2 separate regions of the Homo sapiens genome follow, and region 2 is linked to region 1. A link is a loop called in an ENCODE intact Hi-C map of the cell type or tissue named here. Cell type or tissue: dorsolateral prefrontal cortex. All regions are shown on one strand. Links, peaks and the distances in the headings refer to the core of each region. The heading gives the core; the rest is flanking DNA.

Region 1 (5,000 bases), core at 1-5,000:
ACACAGAGATAATTTGCATGCAAGTCAGGAGAAATGCTTATGCCACAACACTGCATTTTATATAAAATGAAAACATGAAAATACAATTCTATTAAGACTGTTTTTTGGAATCACAGCTGAAATTTCACAGGCTTCATGCTTTCTCTGCTCTGTGAGATCTTATTGGATACATTCATTATGAACTGACCATATATGAAGGAAAAATAAAGTAACCAGGAATAAATGATTTCTTTTCAGAGATGAAAATTTAAGATTAATATAGAGTGAAAGGGTAACAAGTCAGAATTTTATCGTCACTGATAACTTGTTCCAAACCTTTTTCCCTGAAAAAAGTACTTTGTTACAAATACATCATTTATTTTATTTGACCACTATTTTAAATTCACTTAATCAGTTAAAATTGGTGGAAGACTTCATAAGTGCTTTGAATAGGTATGCAACTGTAGGATTAATCAGGCACACAGATCTTGTTCTCAAAAAGCTTATGGTCAAGAAGGAAGGTTAAGAGTATGTGATCAGGCAGGAAGAGCTCAAGCTCTAAGAGATGTACTGTGAAGTCCATTATGCTGTGAACAGGCAAAATTATATGTAAGTGCTAGTTCTTCAGATAAGATTCAGGATTATGATCTCTGGGCTATTTACAGAGATAATGTTAAATCATACACTTAAGCTCTTCTTACTATTAAGTTGTAGCAATAATTCCTTTATTCGTCCATACCTCAAACATTTATAGAATATCTGCTCTGCCAGGCATTGAGCCTATAAAAATGAGTTAACCTTTCATGGGGTTCATAGTGTAGTAACAGAGACATCACACTATATTGTATTTTATTTTCTTGTCTCAGTGCTAGAGCTGAAATATGAACCAGGTATATAGGGGCAAATGGGATGTAAGTTTAGGGTACAAGCATAATAATTGTTGTTAGGCTTGGCTTAAAAATAATCAATTTAGAAATACAGAGATTTAAATCTTAGGGGTCATAAAGTTGACCTTCTTCATTTTACACAAGACAAAATGTTCAGAGAAGATAAATGATTTGCTCAATGTTACATGGGTTATTGGCAACTGAACTGAAAGTTGGATCCACCTTTGGCTCTTTCAGTTCCAAGCCATTCCTCTTCTGATCAAGCCCACTGCCTCAGGAGGGTTAATAGTTAACATAAATGTTTTATGTAGAGTCTGAGCCAAATAAAGCATGCCTAAATGGCTATTTTAAAGGAAAATAAATTAGTGATATGAGCAGCTTAATAGCAGGTACCAGATTAGAAATAGACTTACTCTGCAAAGACCAACAAAGGAATTAATGCAACTCTATGAAGATATTGTCTTACAAATTAGAGAGTCATCAATATTCTGCATGAATCTGATGTGAATGCCGAGAGACATTTTGTAGAATGTTAAAAAATGTAAAAACTGGGGACAGTTTTATAAATCCAATAGGAAAATTTCCATGCCTAGTCAGAGGTGAATACAAATGGAATTGTTTTTTTTCAAACTACAATTCCCTGTGATAAGGCTAAAGTAGGCTCTTAATAAATTAAGGATGTCTTCTTTGTCTTCTTTTTCTTGACCTTTTTCTTCTTTTGCCACACAGGAATCTGTAGGCCTATATTCAACAGCTGATAGAGAAAAAAATTAGGACTCTAGGATAGTTATTGTAATAAGACAGTCTGGAAGCGTGACTCTCTGCCGTCGAGTAGCTGTTGACTTAGGACAGGTTACTAAATCTCACTGAGCCTCAATTTCCTCATTTAAAATGTGACATATGTAATATAAAACTATTAGGGCTCCTTCCAGCTTAAAAACTCGATGTCTTCTCAGTAGATAATAGTTGCTTGTTCAAAAGGTACCTCCAAAAACGGTTAGCTGAGCTTTGTGTTCTACTTAATACGCACTGGTAAATAAAGTAGCTGATAACTAAGAATAGAAAGAAAAATGATAGCTCACTCATTTTAATGAGAATGCTGTAAGCATATGCAATGGTTTATTATTAAACTATTCCACTAGTGGAGAAATTGGAAAAATCACAATAAAATTTTTCAATTTTCCATTTCAGTAACTTTATTGAATTGCCAAGGCATATAACAACAGCCAAAGTTGATACATTAAATGTGGATGTTTAAGAACAAAGTTAATATGTAATATTATTGTTTCTCATTTTAGTCCTTTTCTGCCAAACCCCTCCAAAGTTAAATAAATCTTCTTTCTTACTTATTGCTAAAAAGTGTCTTGCTATTTCTGATAGTTTGAATATTTTTTCAGTTAATTCTTTATTATTATGTAAAGGTTGTAAATCACTATGGATTTCTATTTCTTTACTGCCAAGTATAATACAATGTCAATATCCCCTTCCTTTCCAGAGTCTGTCTTATGGTTTCTATTTTCAGTTTATGATCCTTGTGTCTATATTTGGTAAAAGTCTGCTTATGTTTTTCAAATCTGATGTAAGGCAATCTTTTAACAAAATGTTTCTGAGTGGAACCTAAAGCAATCTGAATTATAATTTTAGATATATGCTTCCCAAGAAAGCAATATAATTTTTTTTTCAAGGAGAGAGTTGCTATTTGGTTTCAAGTGTTGTTACATTTTATGTATTCACACTATATTTAATAATATTCTCATCTTTTTCTTTGACTATCAGGAACTGCCTGCCTCCTGACCCAGATTCCCTCTTTGTGCTTCCATACCGGGACAGAGGAAATTTCTTCTGGGCTCTAGGCACTGTTTGCTGCAACCGCTGTGGGCCTTTACTGTGGCCACTAGGGGTCTTTGGCTTTGCTCACAGTCTAACAATTAATTAGAAAGAGCAATTTTTTAAAGAAGTTACACAAAGAGCTCATTATAACCTATGTTCCTTTGCCTTAAGAGTTCTCAGTAGATGAGTATGATCCACAAGGGCACATGATCAATACCCTCTAAGGATGATCGCTGATGGCCTGGATTTTTTGCTAGAGAGGAGATTGTCAGGCTTCTGTAGCTGAGATTCCCCAAATCTCAGCCCTATTCTTGTCCTTTCTGAGGTTTGGTTGGTCATCATCTTTAATTCTACAAGAAACTCTTGCATTCTTCTATTTTTCTTCTTTTTTTGCCTTAAATTATGCATTTTCAGTTTTGTGCTTGCAGCCCAAGAATGCTCGCTGTCTTTGTCAGCTCTGGCTGCTGTAACAAGTTACCATAGAATGGTTAGCTTAGACAATAAGCATTTATTTCTGACAGTTCTGGAGGATGAAAGTCTGAGATCAGGGTGCCAGGATGGTTGGGTTCTGATAAGGATCCTCTTCCTGGCTTGTAGATAGCTGTTCTATCCTTTTTCTTATGAGGGTACTAATCCCAGCATGATAGCTTCACCTTCCAAAGGCCCTACCTTCAAATAATATGGCATTGGGGAATGGGTATTCAACATATGAATTTTGGAGGAACAAAAACATGTGGTCCATAACAAATACCGATGATAACTTGGTATATTATTTTGCTCTATTTGTATAACAGAACAACACATTACCTGTGCTCAAATAATACACATGAATTCCATTGTTATTGACTGCAAATGCTGAGAGGAATGAATTTGACTTCTTCCCATTCTATCTCTTCAGTCAATGACAGCAGAATTGATATTCTATTTGTTCCTAGGTCCTGATGTCAGCTGAAGAGAGAAATGGTGCCTCATAGAGTGTCCTCGGCTTACCTTTCTGTCTGGAGGGTGTCTACTCAATTCAAGCGTAAAACGTTTTTGAGAGAAGACCCAATTTTCCTATTTTGCCATTCCAGTGGTTTTTGGCAAGCCAGGACACCCGTTCATCCTTTCGGAAACTGATCTAGCTGTCATGTTTGCCTTAGCTGAGCCAGGAACTGCACCCACACAGACTCTTTGTTGGGCCAGTCAAATCTCTGCTCATTTACTAGGAAACTTCTCTTTCTCCTCGAGTTTTCCTAGAGAAAGATATTTATACATGTATTTGTACATGGATTTCTCCTATAAAATGATGACAGTGTGGATTTTGATTTGACTTTTCTCCAAGATGATGCCTCTTAAGTCACCCTTCTTATTTTATTGTTATTATTTCTATGAAATCATTTAACTGGAACCTTTCTAACTACACAAATCATCTACATCTGCAGAGTCTTCACTGCTCCTTCACCAAGAAACCTTACACCACAACAGATCATAGTGATTATACTATGTAATTTTGAAACTTATAGCATTTAAAAATATATCTGTGGCTCAAAAAATAAATTCAAGGTCCTTTTCTGATATGAAATTGTGTGTGTGAAGATCCACTATAGAAAGTAAAATTAAAAAAAACAACCAAAAAAACCTGAGAGTGACCGTGGTGGAGGTGGAAGCCAGGATGTGGGATTGGGCTGAAACTCGATGTATTTGATACTTCTCTTATTTTCTGTGCAGCTTTGAGAGCTACCCTACTCCCACCCCAACACTTGGGGTTACCTGGAGCACAGTTTGCAAACTACTGATCTCAATATTGTTCACTTAACACTTAACCAGTTACTGTCCTTTGATATTTTTTGCACTGCAACCTTGTTATTATATTTTGCATGGTTATTTAACTTTCCAAGTATTTGTGTTGACTTCCCCAGGAGGTTGTAATTTTCTTGAAAGTAGAAACAGTATCTTGTATCTCAGAGAGGAGCCAAATCTAAATCCACATAGCCAAAGTTAGTACTCAGCTTGTGAATATGGAGCTCTGTCAATTATTAATTGATCATTGATTCTGTCTGGTCTTAGACTCAGAGGAGGAAACCGTTCAGGAACATGGACATGAGTAGGTAGTTAAGTCTAAGTAGCACAATCAGGTGGTAAGTTGGGCTCTTGCTCTGAAAGGTCAAGATATGGATCCTAGGCTGCTGACATTCTTACAAAAGAATGCCATCAGGCACAGTGATTCAGAAAACAGTGCATACTTTTTACTAACGGCAATATTTACTTGATATAACTGAACGGATAGGTGTATAAAAGACTCAGAATATGGCTCCACCTATT
Region 2 (7,012 bases), core at 1-5,000, 73 kb after region 1:
TGCCCAAGCTTAGCAAGACGTAGGGAGAAACACTTGCCTTCAGAGAGCCTAGAGTGTGTGTATGTATTTATGTGTGAATGTGTGTGTTTGTGTATGAATGTGTGTACCCTGGCTAACAAGCATCTCAAAGACAGTCATGATGGTTTGAAGAAAAGAGTCCTCTTTCACCAATTTAAAGATTGGATATACCCTCTGGCTCTACTGAATAACTCCCTAGAGAGAAGGAGAACTCCCTAAATATAAGAGGATTTCAGAAGGTTCATGGAGAATGTAATTAAAAGATAAAAACCAAAAATGTAAACTTTATTTCTCAACATAAGCTTCATCAATTCAAGACGCTTTTAGAAGCGATGATATCAGTCCATCCCTAAAGAATTGAGGGTCATGGGAATTTCACCATGTCAATAAAGTCTTTTTCACATTATTAACTGCAGAAAAATGGGTGCCTTTTACGGATTCTTTTAGGATTAGAAAACAAAAACAGAAGGTACCAAATCAGGACTGTAAGGGGGATGCTTAATTATTTCTTACTGAGACTCTCACAAAATTGTCCTTGTTTGATGAGAGGAATGAGCAGGAACATTGTCATGGTGGAGAAGGTTTTCCCAGGCATTTTTCTGCTAAATCTTTGGCTAACTTCCTCAAAACACTCTCACAATAAACAGATGTTATTGTTCTTTGGCCCTCCAGAAAGTCAACAAGCAAAATACCTTGAGCATCCCACAGAACTGTTGCCGTAACCTTTGCTCTTGACTGGATCACTTCCATCTGTTGGTAGCCATTACTTTGATTGTGCTTTGTCTTCAGGATTGTTCTAGTAAAGTCACATTTCATCTCCTGTTACAATTCTTTGAAGAAATGGTTAAGAATCTTGATCCCACTTGTTTAAAATTTCCATTGAAAGCTCTGCTCTTTTTATGAAGCTAATCTTGGTGGAATGGTTTTGGCATTAATCAAGTGGAAATTTTGCTCAACTTAAATTTTCCAGTCAGAATTGTGCACACTGAATGAATTGAAATGTCTGTGGTGTTGGCTATTGTTTGTGCTATTTATTGTTGGTCCTCTTCAATTAGGGCACAAACAAGATGCATTTTTTTCTCACAAACTGATGTAGATGGTTTGTCACTGAGGGCTTTATCTTCACCATTGCCTTGTTCTTTGTTAAAACGTCATATCCCTTTGTAATCTGATTTCTTTGGATCATTGTCCTCATAAACTGTGAAGCACCAACAATTTCACCATTCTTCCACCCAAGCTTCCTTATAAACTTGATGTTTACCTCTGCTTTAATTTTAGCAGAATTAATGTTGCTATGATAGGGTCTCTTTCAAAGTGATTTCTTATCCTTCATAGTGCTTCAAACTAAATCCTATTTAGACATGTTATAACAAGTTAGTATGAGTTTATTTTGGTGCAAAAAAATTTGAAATTCATAAATAGTTGTGTCATAATTTTCCATAAACTTTTACAAAGAACATTTGCATGTCTAAGATTCAATTTATTAACTCTCTGATTAGTGAGGGGCTTAGCACAAGAGTAAATTTGATTTAGAACAAATGAAGCAAGGTAACATCTGTTTTATCCCTATTATCCCTTAGACATCTATTTTATCCCTGATATCCCTTAGACATCTATCAATAAAACTTAGCTACTATAACTTGATTTTAGTATTGTATACAGATCCCAATTTAGTTCTGGATGGAATTGAGGGCTGAAAAACTGGAAAATGAAGGAAGAATAGAAGAAATGTTAAGTAAAGTAGTTGGAAAGAAGGAGAGGGATTTAAAATGTTTGGTTAAGGGAGGAAGAGAAGGCTTCATTACAGACTGTGAATTGTGGGTACACCTGTGCAAGGGGGTGACTGTGTGCAATATATGTGTGGGAGTGACTAGACATATTTACAATAGGTGAGAGAAGAAATGGGAAAGGCAATAGGCTTAGCACTATTTTCTAATTTTGGAGCTGCTTGAGAATTTCTGTGGTTGTTGTGGGACAGTTATCTGAATAGCCTTGGACTGACCCACTTCCTTTTCCTTTCTCATTTATAGTTCTCAAGAAAAACTGTAGAATGTGCTGGGAATGCAATGTCTCAATATAAAGAGAAATTGGCTGAAAACACCCTGGGCTTTGTTTCTGTCCTTCCCAGAACAAGACATTTTACACACTGTAGCTCAGCGTGTCACATAATCCTGGGGTATATAACTCAGAGTGGGCTACTTTTCAGGGTCCCTCAGCTGAAGTATGATATGTGGAATGCACAGACAAGATTCCCTCTGCCCCGTGTAGTTTTCCTGAGCCTTGGAAAACTGGCTTGTCTTAAATCATTGGCTTCTACTGTCCCTTGTTGCCTACCTGTGAGTAATAAAGTTATTTCACTCAACTCGTTTTGTGAGTATTCCATCTCACTCATGAAACAGGTAGAAATTACTACCCAAGATGAATGGGCTGAAGGGATAACCAGTGCAACATGAACCTGCTTTGCAGTTGCTTAGGGCCTGACTTTCAAAGTTGTTCATGATCTTAGTTTTTGAGAGACATGACAACTATGCATGCTCATTGACCAACAGCACTGTGCTGCAGCTTTACCAATATCTCTGGGCTCTTGAGGCATAAGAAACAAAGCCAAAGATAACATCTTATTGAGAAGCTGAGTTGACCTTCTTTGGGTTGCATCCCTAATTTACACTTTCTTCCTTGGGAACTGCCCCGAGTCATAGCCGTTGCTGAAGGGATGGGTCTGAGTAGCTGCTTCTTCTGTTTCCCCCTCCTGTCACAATCTATCAGAATAGAGATCAACTCAGTTTGCCAGAGACAAGCCGTATTGTTTGTCTTGCAAGTCTGATGTTAAAGACTCTGAGTGTGTACTCATAGGAAGATGCATGCTTACATGCAGCTACCATGTAGTAATAGGGCTGGGACAGGGTATATTTTCAGCCACATGCTTTCCTGATTAATAAGAAGAGCCCTCAAAGTGACACAGGAGAGGAAAGGAGACAAGAAAAGAGAAGCAGGGAAGAGAGACCAATTGGCTTCAGAGGGAAAGACAGAGAGAAGCAGAGCAGTTGCCTTGGTCACACGACATTTGTGTTCCTAAGTCATCAAAGACCTTTCCTTGCACTTTCCCCATATCCTTCCAATCTCCCTGCTTTATTTGAGCTTAGTTTAAATGAGTGTCTATTCTTTGCAGTCCGCAATTTCTGATAAAGAAGAGAAGCTATCATTTAATGAGGGGGCTTTATAAAAAGGAGATTAACAAAAATGGCTGTCCCTGTCCCAGCCCTCTATAAGAATACAGAAAAAGAACACTTATGAGAGGACCCTCTAATCCTAGGGAAAATAAATGTTTATTAAGCCAAATTTCCGTGTCTGCCATTGTGCTTTACAAATGATTTTTCATTTAATTCTCACAACAATCCTGCAAGGTATGTAATTATTTATCCCCATTTTACAGATAAAGGCAGAGACCCAGAAAAGTCAAGTAATCTTTCACTTTACATGAAAGACCCAGGAATCAAAATCAGATCCTTTTATTCCTTCTAACATACTCTTTCATCTGAATTCATGTAAACTGGGATTTTGAAATTTTTCTTTCCCCATGGTACTGCTTTAAAATTTCACACAGTTTGTTAGCCTTGATAAGTAAAGTACTTTTAGTATTTGTGTCAGCATTGGCCTTTGTGTCCTCACATTTGCTATTTTTGAACTTAGAAATGTTATTCCTGATTCTCTGGGAACTTATGAAAAATTTTTACCTGTGCTTCTACTCTGGGACTTTCAGACTCTGAAGAACTTCTGAAACTGTTGAGAAAGTGTTGTTGAAACCAAAGGGATTCAGAGGATGCTAAAGGAATCTGGATAAATTTAAGAAGAATGCAGGGTAATTATTCTGAAGAGCCCAATAATTCCTGCTAGTGTACTGTTAGCTTAGTAATTTGTGGGAGCCACCTGGTTGGCCGTGATTGTATAATGTAAGAAATTACTGGAAGAATGTTAAGACATTACTTATGAGACTTAAAATTTAGAGGGAAAAAAATATCTTGGAATCTGCCCTGAGGAAGTTCTGAATGGATTCCAGGCACACCATACTGTTCTTTACTGATTGATGTTCTGTTTAGTTAAATCCTGCTGTTTTGCAGTTTCAGTGCCATCCTATAACTTCATAGAAATTCCCTGAGGCAAAATTAGCATCTGTCTCCTATTCCTCATCACCTTAAAGAATTAGTGCTAAGGACTGTGAGAAAATGTTTTAGGAAATTATGAGATGCTTAAATCTGCCCATCAATCAAAACCTTTTCTAATTCCTAAAGAATATTTTAGGATATTTTCAATAAAATTGCAGGTGGCACTTAAACTAATTCAGATAAAATTATAGTACTTAAAATCTATATTGTACATGCTTTTAACCCCTGAAGGATGCTGAACATCTAGGATATCTATGGATTTTGAAATGTATTTTTCAAGGAGAGAATTTGAATTTGAGCTCCTTTGCATGAATGCAAACTCAAAAGTCTGGCTGTTATGAGTTTTGATCATACAACATGAATGGGGAGACCTACTTATTAAAGATAACTGTATGGGATTCCATTAAGGGATGCTCATGAAATGTAGATTTTCAGTTTATTGTAAACCATCCAACAGTTTTTGAGCAGGAACCCCCGTGAGAGAGATCCACTTTCCCATCAGATTTCCATTAAGATCCATTTGCCAGAGCCGCTGTTTGTTACTCTGCTCTTGGAATGTCTTGAGAATCAATCATTCAGTTTTATTTGCCTGAATGTCATGTGATTATAAAAACACATGGTCAAAGGTTTGCGATCAGTCAATCATAACAAACGCTCCTTATATTTGTTTTTGTGTAGCTGTGCATTTCAGTTATTGGAGCAAAACTTGTTGATGCTTGCTTCAGTGGGAGGTGTAAGGACCAAAAATTGGCTTTGTTTGTAATAACTGCAGGCTTTGTCATGATTATTTTTTGCAAGTTTCTTCTAGGGTCATAATCACTTCCATGCTATGTTGTAGTATTAAACTCTCAAAGTTAATGCCATGTAGGTACTGTCACAGACTAAGAGCTGAATGTGCTAGTCTCTCATTCCTAATAATGCTCCAACTCTTCTTCTCTGGGATATAATTAAATAGGAATGGGAATTCTGAAAAAGATTTAAACACTGACATGAAATGTTTGAAAATTGCAACTGGCATTCCTTTTGCAAGAGTCCTAAGACCCACTGGCCTCTGAGACTGAAGACCGAAAGTTTTATCCATTTCTCTTTTTCTGGTTTTATAACTAAAATTGATTCAAACATTTGCCAAATATAATTCAGACTTTCTGGTTACAGGCCAAGTGTTCACACTAAGCATTATGAATTTGCAATGAATTCATAACATTTAGTATTCATGGTAATAACACTGATCATTATGAAAAGATTTAATATTCATGAGGGTTACACTGCTATTTTCTCAGGTGCCATGATAATTTTTAATAATAGTTCAGCATTTCTTAATGGGCAGTTGGCATAATAGAGTGTGATCCAAGAGTCTTGGTTAAAGGATATTAGAAGAAAGAAAGCAGGGCATTAATACAAATTTTAAAACTTGATCTTCCATGAAAACATTTGATCAGTATTATTCTATATTATTAAAAAAAGCTGTCTCTGTTAAATGCCTCTGAAATGTCAAACAAATCTCTCCATTGCGTATTCAAGCTGATGACTGGCACAGTTCACAGTTTAAAAGGGGAGGGAAAACAAAAATATCTGCAAGACCATTTTTCTGAGGGAAAAAGTACTTTTAGTATTTGTTTCAGTGTTGGCCTTTGTGTCCTTAAATTTGCTTTTTACCAGCGCATACACTTCAGAGTATTTTTTTTTCCAGCACGCCATCTGTTTCTTTGCAATTGGGGATGGTTGAATAATTTCCTGAGGAATTGCTGACAAGATGTGTCCCAGGAACAGTAATCCAGCAGGACTAGATTTCTCATTAAAATCGCTAAGCTCAGCTGTGTTATAGCAAGCTCTTGATTTAAGGTGGTCACCCTGGGCCAGCGAAGGTCAGCGGCCACCAGCTACCCATTTTTTTCTAAATATAAGACTGTAACATCTATGTATATACACTGCAAATGATGCCAAGTACAGGATCATTTAGGTTGGAAAGTGTCACTCATCCCAAAGGGATTTTCTTGGGGTCACCTTGGTAGCAGTGATCATCCTCGTTTACCTTCACATAGTACTGCCTCTCATCCCCTGAGGTGAGTGATTTATGGGTGAACATCTCCCACTCATTACACCATTTTAGCTTACACTACTCTACTGCCCCTTTCTTCCCCAGTCCACAGATAAACTGGGATGCATATGTGCTTTTCTGGAACTTTCCATGGTTCTTTTAGCAGAGCCTGACCCTTTTCCCGCGTTGCTCTTGAACTGCTGGCTGATGGCAGGAGGCATCTAGAATTAGCAAGATTCTTAAGCAGGGCAGATTGGAATATGAACTTTAGCTATGTTATCTCACTTAATGTCCATAGCAACCCCATGACTTAGATATTATTATTTTTCTCTTTTTACAGATAAGAAAACTGAGTCTTGGGGCATTTAATAACTTGCCCCCAAACACACAGCTATTTAGTAACAAACCAGGAGTTTGTAACATCTTGCCAGCTTTCATTACCACCTCCAGAGCATGTAGTCTTATAATTCTATATTTCTAGAGTAGTGTGTCCCAGAATGTTGTCAACTGATCACCAAAATCAGATGCAGCAGGAATGACTGTTAAAAATAAAATCCCTGCTCCACACTTCAGACACACTGAATCAGAATCTCTGGGTTGGTGGGTGCCTGGAGTTCTTAACAAGCTCCCCTGGTAATTCTGTTGCACACTAAAATATGAGAACCACTGTCCTACGGAATAATAAATGTTATTTAATTAATTGGTTCATTAAATATTGAACAGTTAAAGTCATTATAAAGCTAAGAGTTGAGCTGGGTGAAATTAAAAGTAAAACTATAAAGCTATGGTGGAG

The links. Peaks named below come from ENCODE experiments on the same cell type or tissue, not always from the same donor. Only the 100,000 strongest peaks of a DNase experiment are listed, where the experiment ranks them.
Region 2: a loop joins it to region 1, with 4 times the contacts of the local background. A loop is called at or near these places in 2 of 110 quality-filtered maps.

Annotation. Positions count from the first base shown.
Region 1 is chr10:61,022,161-61,027,160 of GRCh38, forward strand. LINC00845 (long intergenic non-protein coding RNA 845) reads left to right here. Exons shown (of 2, transcript NR_108052.1): 2 at 3,632-4,257. Among named protein-coding and RNA genes, the nearest start is that of LINC00845, 8.4 kb to the left of the region's middle. In dorsolateral prefrontal cortex, for the core only: a CTCF peak has its summit at 2,782 (motif pointing right); a DNase peak (open chromatin) is centred at 2,753; H3K4me3 peaks cover 334 bases; H3K27ac peaks cover 3,763 bases.
Region 2 is chr10:61,095,168-61,102,179 of GRCh38, forward strand. It overlaps LOC105378323 (a long non-coding RNA gene), which reads left to right and starts at 3,767. Exons shown (of 3, transcript XR_945997.2): 1 at 3,767-3,877. In dorsolateral prefrontal cortex, for the core only: no CTCF peak of the experiment used is centred there; no DNase peak of the experiment used is centred there; H3K27ac peaks cover 3,287 bases.